Regions from separate parts of the Homo sapiens genome. Here region 1 is linked to region 2. A link is an interaction called in ENCODE POLR2A ChIA-PET data of the cell type or tissue named here. Cell type or tissue: B cell. All regions are shown on one strand. Each heading gives the region's core, and the rest is flanking DNA. Links, peaks and the distances in the headings are about the cores only. Region 1 overlaps LOC124900167 (a long non-coding RNA gene). Region 2 overlaps PLAC8 (placenta associated 8).

Evidence for each region. Peaks named below come from ENCODE experiments on the same cell type or tissue, not always from the same donor. Only the 100,000 strongest peaks of a DNase experiment are listed, where the experiment ranks them.
Region 1: POLR2A ChIA-PET joins it to region 2 with 12 read pairs; 2 of 35 experiments call an interaction of 5 or more read pairs at or near these places.

What each region holds. Positions count from the first base shown.
Region 1 is chr4:83,173,304-83,177,697 of GRCh38, reverse strand. The region is part of intron 4 of LOC124900167 (a long non-coding RNA gene); the gene reads left to right. Among named protein-coding and RNA genes, the nearest start is that of PLAC8, 61 kb to the right of the region's middle. RefSeq lists an enhancer at 2,761-2,810. In B cell, for the core only: no CTCF peak of the experiment used is centred there; a DNase peak (open chromatin) is centred at 2,397; H3K4me3 peaks cover 2,500 bases; H3K27ac peaks cover 4,000 bases.
Region 2 is chr4:83,108,684-83,113,077 of GRCh38, reverse strand. All of the region lies in intron 1 of PLAC8 (placenta associated 8), which reads left to right. Among named protein-coding and RNA genes, the nearest start is that of PLAC8, 3.8 kb to the left of the region's middle. RefSeq lists enhancers at 2,212-2,261, 2,362-2,411 and a silencer at 2,822-3,101. In B cell, for the core only: a CTCF peak has its summit at 2,514; DNase peaks (open chromatin) are centred at 687, 1,228 and 2,507; H3K4me3 peaks cover 4,000 bases; H3K27ac peaks cover 3,848 bases.

The sequences.
Region 1 (4,394 bases), core at 296-4,295, 64 kb before region 2:
AACTAATTAGGTAATTCTGAGCTACAGCATAATTGGATACCAGTTTTAAAAGAGATGAATGCTTGCTCTCCATGTAAAACAAACAGAAAGGAAAGCAGCCTTCTCCACATTGCAGGAGAAATGGTTTTATTGCCTCAATTGGGAATATCCTCATTAAAAACTGGTCCTACACACTAATTACTGTTTTAATGGATTAAATGGAAAGACATACATTGAAAATGTCACAAGTAGTTAAGCTTTGTATGGTGGAATTGCTAGAGGTTTTTTGTTTTGATATTTTGGTAATTCTCAGATTTTCTTCATTGAGCATATTATTCATTCATTCATTCATTCATTCATTCATTTTTAGAACCAAGCAACACCTCATTCTATGCCATAGAATGAGTGTTCCCCTTGGCTTAATTTTTTTAAATTATACGTGTTTGGGGAGAAAATTTAAGTGGTACATGAAGTTTGAAGTTGAGAGGAAATGTATTTTATTATTGTATAAAAGACTCAAGTTGGACTAATTCAATACTCAAAAATCATCATTTCCTTTAATGTGGTGATTCTCAACCCTGGCTGCACTTTGTAATTACCTGGGAAGCCTTAAAAATACCAATTCCAGATCACTCACTCAATCTCTACAACCAGATCAAATGGTTCAGAAGCAGAATAGGGCCAATTAGTATTTTTAGAAGATCAACTTATTATAATATCTAAGGTTCCATATTGCAATTCTTTTATCTTTACAGCATTGACTAGGAAGTTACATTACAGACAGTCCCTAACTTACAATAATTCCACTTACAATTTTCCAACTTCATGATGAATTTATCTGAACTAAATGCATTTTCAACTTAATAATTTTGTTTACTTATAATAAGTTTATCTGGACATCACCCCATATAAGTTGAGGGACTTTCTGTACTTAAAATTTGACTCTGTAGGTGTATTGTTACATTCTTTTATTACCATGGGAGAAGGTGGTAATACCTACTACAAAAGTTTTCCAGGCTCTATGGTACAGAACTTGGGGACTTTTATCAGCCATGTGGTCACTTGCTGAAGCAGCCCCAGAGGTGGTTTCTGAGGGAAACAAACTTTCCTGTAGGTAGATGACTTAAGCTCACTTCCATGCTACACTAGGGTGGTCTTCTATTCAGCTGTGTGTCCCCACTCCATTCCTTAATTTTTATAACAATGCAATACGTTATATACCTTTCCATCTGCATACCTCTTCTCATGGATAAGCAGCTTGAGCTGGGAATCTGAACTCAAGGTCTTGCCAGACTTTTAACTCAGTCTCACCACTGCCCAGTTCTTACTAAACCTCATAAATAGCTGGCAAAAATGCTATTTATGAAGAATTATCAAGGAACATGCCCCCTTGTACTCCTCTAAACAATCTTTAGGCCAAGTTCTGTGGCTCACACCTGTAATCCCAGCACTTTGGGAGGCCGAGGCAGGCGGATCATTTGAGGCCAGCTGTTGGAGAGCAGCCTGGCCAACATAGTGAAATCCATTCTCTACTAAAAATACAAAAATTAGCCAGGCATGGTGGCACACGCCTGTAATTCCAGCCACTCGGGAGGCTGAGGCACGAGAATTGCTTGAACCCAGGAGGTGGAGTTTGCAGTGAGCTGAGATGGCACCACTGCACTCCAGCCTGGATCACAGAGCAAGACTCTGTATCAAAAAAGTCTTTAAAAATCTGATTTTTAATCTTGAATTATCTCAGATTATCAGACAGATAAGTACTTGGATGGGATCATTTTAGCTTCTCATACGTTACTTTCAGTGCTCATACTGTAATCCCTCCATACTCTTTAAGCCTACATTAGGAAATGTCTGTTCTAGTTATTATAGAACTACTGTTAAAGGCTTAGATCACTCTTTTTCATGCATCACCTCCATTTTGACGAGAAATTTCTCTAGGTTTTAATTTGTTTGTCTTTTATGGACATGGCCAATCTCCTAAATATTTGTGTTCCCTCTTTGCTTTGCCTGATCAGAAGCTCAGGGTCTAATGTGCAGTGATGTCTAGCATTGTATAGGAACCTTAAAGCACGCACTAAAGCTGCTCTAGGCTTTATTTTTCCTGTGCCTGATTTCTTCATTTTGCATTTGGTATCTTATTGCATATGTGAGTTTGTAAATGGCTCAAATCTCCTTAAGATCAAGGGTATAAATCAGAGTTTCTCAGCCTTGCCACCATTGGGCCGAATAACTTCTTGTTGAAAGTTAGGGAAGGCAGGGCCTGTCCTGTGCATTGTAGGATGCTTAGCGGCTTCCCTGGCCTCTACCCACTAGATGCCAGTAGCAATTCTCTGCCATCTCCCTGAATTGTAGAAACTAAAACTGTTACTAGACATTGCCATATGTCTCAGGCAGGTGGTGGTTGGGTGGGGCAGGGCGGATGGGAGGTGCAAATCACCCATGGTTGAAAACCACTGGTATAAATAAATACAATTGTATTGAGCACCTACTATTTTCTAGGCTATGTGTAGGCCATTATCTTTGGGGGACACAAAGATGACTGAGGTCCAGTTACCTGTCCTCAAAAAAAACCTACAAATAAGTCAAAAGAAAAGGTGTACATGCTCAGAATACACGTATATAAATCTCATGTCTGCTATTAGTATAGATTCCTGTATATTTTTAATAACCGTGGGAAGGAGGAAGTGAAAATAGTATCATTGTCATTTAGAGAAAAAGCACAGAGGGAGCCAAGTATCAGTGCTGTAATGATATCCTAGTGTCCTGAGCGCCAGACCAGAGGGTTCTCCACCACATCTGGAAAGGGGTTTGCAAGTTCAGAGGAGGGAAAGGCAAATCCAACATGGAAGGTTAGAAATGGCTTCCTGGTGGATGGGCACTAGGGATGGGATGTTAACAGGTAAAGAGGAAGACAGGAGACGGTAACTGACAGCAGGAATAGATATAGAGGGGCTGCTTGCTGAGTAGTGATGGGATAACTTATGGAAGTAGAAATCAAAAGGACTGAAGAAATAGGGTAGGTCACATTGTGAAGAGCTTCAGAGGGCACGCATAGAGGGTCTGGGTGTGAAAGGGCAGTCTTCCTCTAGAACCATGTATGCCTGACACCAGTTTAATAAATTATAGGACAAAAGTAGAGAAGAAGCTTAATAAATTAGGTTACTGGAGAGGTTAATGATGGAAGACAATGGAGGCATCGATAGACCCAGTTTACCCTCTGCTTTTTATCTCTTCCCCTCACAAATGTTTTAGTGAGCCAAGTCCCTTTGACTTGCTTGATGAAAGGAGGATAACTAAACTTTGCCAGTGTCAGAAACTTTCCAAGTCTTGTGCTATGAAAAACACAAATACTCCTGAGAGGACTCCTAATTTAAGCATTATCAAGCATGAGCACCATTTTTAACATGAAGAAAAATGTTTTGGAGTACACTTTGTTTATATAAATTGTGTAGCTTAAATTAGGAAATGCCATATCTTCAACTACACATAATCATTTTTTAATTTCCTTATAACTGAGAGTTTTCATTCTTTTGGCTAAAATTTCAGAAATGACACCATTGGTAGATGAGGCAGAATCTTATCCTGATGCAGAGACTTATGAATTCTGGGAGACCCAGAGGTTCTGTGGGAGTAGGGGAGGGAATTGGCCCTAAATACACACTCAGTTGCAGGACTAAAGGGCTTACTGTGGGGTTTCTGGCTTCTGGAGAAGCTCAAGAACAAGGGAGGTCCTTGAAAGGAACAGATCTGAAGGGATCTGGGAGGCTGCAGGAGATGTAGGAGTCCAGAAGCCAACTACTGGTATGAAACTAACCTTTCTCCACTTTCAATGTATAAAGAGGAAGGGATCCTTTCCCTGGCTATGGCCTAACACAGGTGACAAAAAGTAGGGCCTTTTCCACTGACTTTATTTTACTTTCTTGTTCCAGAAATTAGGTTAATCTCTAATGAGGGGCTGGTGGGTTGATGCGACCCATGGAATTATTTGGTAGGTGGCTGAATGCCAGAAGGAGGCATACAGAGGGCAAAGGAGGGGCTGGAAATAGGGGGAATTAAGAGCCCTGGAACGCCAAGGAGAGACTTACTCAGCTGTTTTACCTGATCCCATCTGGATAGCTCAGATTGGCTCAGAAAAACAGAGCCCAGCGCAAGACCCCAGGGAGTCAATAAATAGTAACTGCTGAGAATAAAACTTCCAGTTAGGAGCAAGCCCCCCAAAATCTGGCCATAAGCTGGCCCCAAAACTAGCCATATACAAAATCTCTGCAGCACTGTAACATGTTCATAATGGCCCTAACACCCAAGCTGGAAGGTTGTATGTTTACGGGATGAGGGCAAGGAACACCCGGCCCGCCCAGGGTGGAAAACTGCTTAAAGACATTCTTAAGCCACAAACAATAGCGTGAGCAATCTGT
Region 2 (4,394 bases), core at 86-4,085:
TACATTGTACAGATTCCTCAACCCTAGCTCATTCTATCTAAGTCACAATCTCTGAGCAGTGTCTAGAAATCTACACGTTAAAGAGCAGTCCAAGTGGTTTTACTAATAGTAAGCTTTGAGGACCACTGAACTAAGGAGACAAGCTGGTACCTAAGGTCCTAGGAACTCTAGATTTTCAAGGACGTTTTCTCTCCACTTATTGCTGACCTTTTACCTTGAATGGCTAAGGCTAAAGACTTCATGGCTGAAGCAAAGAGAATTGTGGTTGTTTGAACAAGCAACAATTTTACATTTGTTTCTGTTTTACATTTGTTGCAACTTAAAAGATACCTTGAATTTTTAAATGATCACAGAGGCGCGTACAAATGAGTGTGTTTGCTTTCTCATCTGTTTTATAACTTTCAAGAAGGTATTTCTTTGAATAAGATATCTCACGGGAGAAGTTATTAGACCCTTTTTAGAATCAGCTAGAAGTGACAGATGGAAGTCCTGGATAGCAGTTCCCTTTAGGACTACTCTTCTACGCAGGGATAAGCCGAGTAGACTTCTCCACCAATATAGGTAATCTGTGCTAGAAAGGAACTTACAATAGCATCAGAAACCTCCTGGGGCCCCCCATTCTGCTCCAGTTCCTAGTGCTAATATTCACAGAAGCACCTGGGTCCCTGCAATCTCCCACATTCAAAAGAGGAAGTCAAAAGTACAAAAGTAGTGAAGGAAACAGAAACATACAATGTTGACTGTTGGGCTAAAGACTGTTGAGGCTACTACATGGAGGAAGTAATGTTCACACAAACTAACTGGCAGTTAGCATATGGATATTTGAGATACAGCTGATACATATATATATATATATATACATATATATATATACATATATATATATATAAATTTTTTTTTTTTTGAGACGGAGTCTCGCTCTGTCATCCAGGCTGGAATGCAATGGCACGATCTTGGCTCACCACAACCTCCACCTCCTGGGTTCAAGCGATTCTCCTGCCTCAGCCTCCCGAATAGCTGGGATTACAGGCATACACTACCACACCCAGCTAATTTTGTATTTTTAGTAGAGACAGGGTTTCTCCATGTTGTTCAGGTTGGTCTCGAACTCCCGACCTCAGCCTCCCAAAGTGCTGGGATTACAGGCGTAAGCCACCACACCCAGCCGATACAGCTGCTTACTATAGAATATAGAGATGGCCACTGAGTGGATTTCAAAGGCACTCAGAAAATGTTCAGGACTCAAACTGCTATGAAGTCTAACATTAGCCAATTTGAATACAAAAACACATATGCCATACACTAAGTAAATACAGTCAGGTAAAGGAAAAACAATTACATAATTGCAGGGTGGTTTTTATTCTGAAATCTTCAGATTGCTGTTATTATATTAAAAAACAGAATATAGGCTTCTTGAAAAAATAAGGGTGTTAAATGAACATGTTTTTCCTCTGAAAGAGTTGTAGGATCATCTTTATTTATTGAATACCAGTTTCATGCCAAGCATTGGCTAAGGGCCAAGAGGGAAAAAAATACAAACAGCTATAGTATCATTTGTATGACTTGCCCCCTCCTTTTTTTTTATTTTTTTATTTTTTTTTTGGAGATAAGAGTCTCGCTCTGTCACCGAGGATCCACCTGCCTTGGCCTCCCAAAGTGCTAGGATTACAGGCGTTAGCCACCGTGCCTGGCCTGGTATGACCCCTTAAAATTTTTTTTCTAGTCACTGGATTTGCTTTTTGTTTCTGAAAAGGATATTTCTTGTTTTGCTTATAAAAGAAATAAATGCTAATTATAAAAAAAATTATCGGCCATGGGTGGTGGCTTACACCTGTAATTCCAGTGTTTTGGGAGGCCAAGGCAGGAAGATCACTTGAGGCCAGGAGCTCAAGGTCAGCCTGGGCAACATAGTGAGACCCCCATCTCTACAGAAAACGAAAACAAATTAGCCAGGCATGGTGGTGTGCACCTGTAATCTCGGCTACTCAGGAGGCTGAGGTGGGGGGATCACTTGAGCTCAGGAGTTCCAGGCTGCAGTGAATTATGATCGTGCCATTCATTGCACTCCTGCCTGGACAACAAAGAGACCTTATCACAAAACAACAACAACAAAAAGTCTATCAGCCAATCACCTAGGGATAGCCACTTGACATTACGGATAATTAGCCTTTCATATTTTTTCTGGTATTTGATAACCAAGATGAAATGCAGAAGAAATTTGAATACATATTCTCTAGCATTTCCTGTAATGCTTCTTCCTCCAGGATTTCAAATGTGGGAAGCCATCACCCAAAAATATGGTTTCGACCATGTTAGTACTGGAGTTGGGATTTAGGGAAGATCTGGTCCCCACCTGTGGAGGTCTGCAGAGTCAGGTGAAACATTAGCCTTGTTTGCGTTTCCAGGGCTGGGCTCTCGCCACTGTTTGCTATGCACCATCTGGAGCCTGCATCACGCATGGCCTCAGCCAGCCCGGAAGCGGAGAGCGTGGTGGCGGGGGCGCTAGTGAGCTCCTCCTGTGTACCAGGTCCCGAGCTAAGGTTTTGAGACACCTCAGTGAACTTGGCCCACAAAATCCCCTGCCTTTGTGGAGCTTACCCTCAGTGTTGGGGATTTGGGACTTACTTTTCCCAAAGCCAAGCTAATTATTGTAAAAGGGGTGAGTGACGAAAACGGAATCATTGCAAGGTCCTTACCTCTTATTTCATGAGATTGGCGGCATGAGTGTGTCTAGAGAGCTGTGGTTGCTTACTCTTACACGTGGGCGTGTACCCCAAGACTAGAATCCAGGGTCCATCTAATAAGCATTCAAATCAGCGGGCGGGGGAGGGGGTGGGTGATAGTTTCTTGTCTTACTTTCCAATCCCAGCGTTGCTCAGCCCATACCATCTGATAAAAACTTTTTACAATTTAGAAATGCCCGGTGAGCCTGGGCGCCCGGAGCGACAGAGCGGCGGGTGCCCGGGAGGAAGCGGCGCCAGCCCTGCCCAGCTTTGCGGCTCCTGGCGCCTGCCGCTGGGGCTGGGCTCCGAGACCGCGCGCCCGCTGCCCGGTTCACGCCGAGTCCCCAGCGGCGCGCCGCCCCGGCGAATGGTCCCCCGAGGGCAGCCATCCGCAGACGCAGTTCCCTGATTGCCCCAGCAAAAATGGGCGGTCTCCTTGGGATAGATTCTGCGCGGGCTGCTCTTAAGAATTTACCGGCAGGCAGGTCTGGTCCCAGCAGAGGAGACCCAGGGGTCCCAGAGCTGGGCTGGCGGGAGGCGTAATCCGGCGGGGTGAGGGTTGATCGAAGAGCCCCGCGCGCAGCTGCCGCTCACAGCCCCTTCCCGAGTGCAGAGCGGGCAGAGAAGGTAAGAAGCCCACCCACCCACTCCCCGCCTCCTGAAGCCCGTGCTTCAGACCTGTCCCTGCAACTGGGGAAGAGCCAGGCGGGCTCTCCGCCTCCTCGATCCTCCTCCCTGGAAGAGGCCCGAAGGCAGCGGCCGCCAGACACACGTTCGCCTAGTCCGTCACCCGACGGCTCTGCCCCTCAACAGGGGCTCCTCCACCGCCACGTACACATCCGCGGCTCATGCACGCCCTGAATGATCGGCTCAGCCGGACCCCCTGGTTTTTTGTTCACTTACTGGAACCTTCTTTTGCAGAAAATCTTGTTTGCTGTGGGATCCACAGATGGGTCCGCCTCCTTCTTTTAGTGTAAAAAAGCAGTGAACGGCTATTATGGTACATTTTTAAAAAAATCAAACAGAAGCCAAAACCACTTTAATGTCTATAGAAGGACACGTCTAATACATTTAAAATAAGCTTCAGCTGTTCTGAATACAGTTCATGGTATTTTTATTTAAAGACAAATTCTTTAGAATGAGCCTGTAAGGTGGGTAGGTCAGAAACCCCATTTTACAGTTTAACAAGTGGACATTTAAACGGCTAGTTAAATGATGAGTCTAAGATCACGGTTTCAGAAACTAAGACTTGGGCAAAGCTGCTCTCACTCCGAATCTAATTCATGTTCCATGACCCTACACTGCCTCTCATGATGTAGAGAAATGAGGAGTAACCTTACCAAATGTACTTCTTAATAAACTGCCCCTACCACACAGCAGGGTCCGTCAGGCCAGCGCTGACACAGGTTTGCAGGCTCCCAGTAAATATGAAGTGAAGGACAAGTCAGGAAGTGGGAAGACTGGAAAGGATTGCTCATCGGAAATCAGTCCAAAACAAAAAAGAATAAATTAGGAACAAGAAGGGGGGATATACACAAAAGTTTAGGATGATGCCATTTTAGAGAATGCTATTTTCTATAATTCACTACTGTCGGCCATGATCACAGGTTGCTCGTTTGTTTCGCAGCCTGTGTGAATACCAGGTACCTGTCTAAAAACAGTACACGAGCA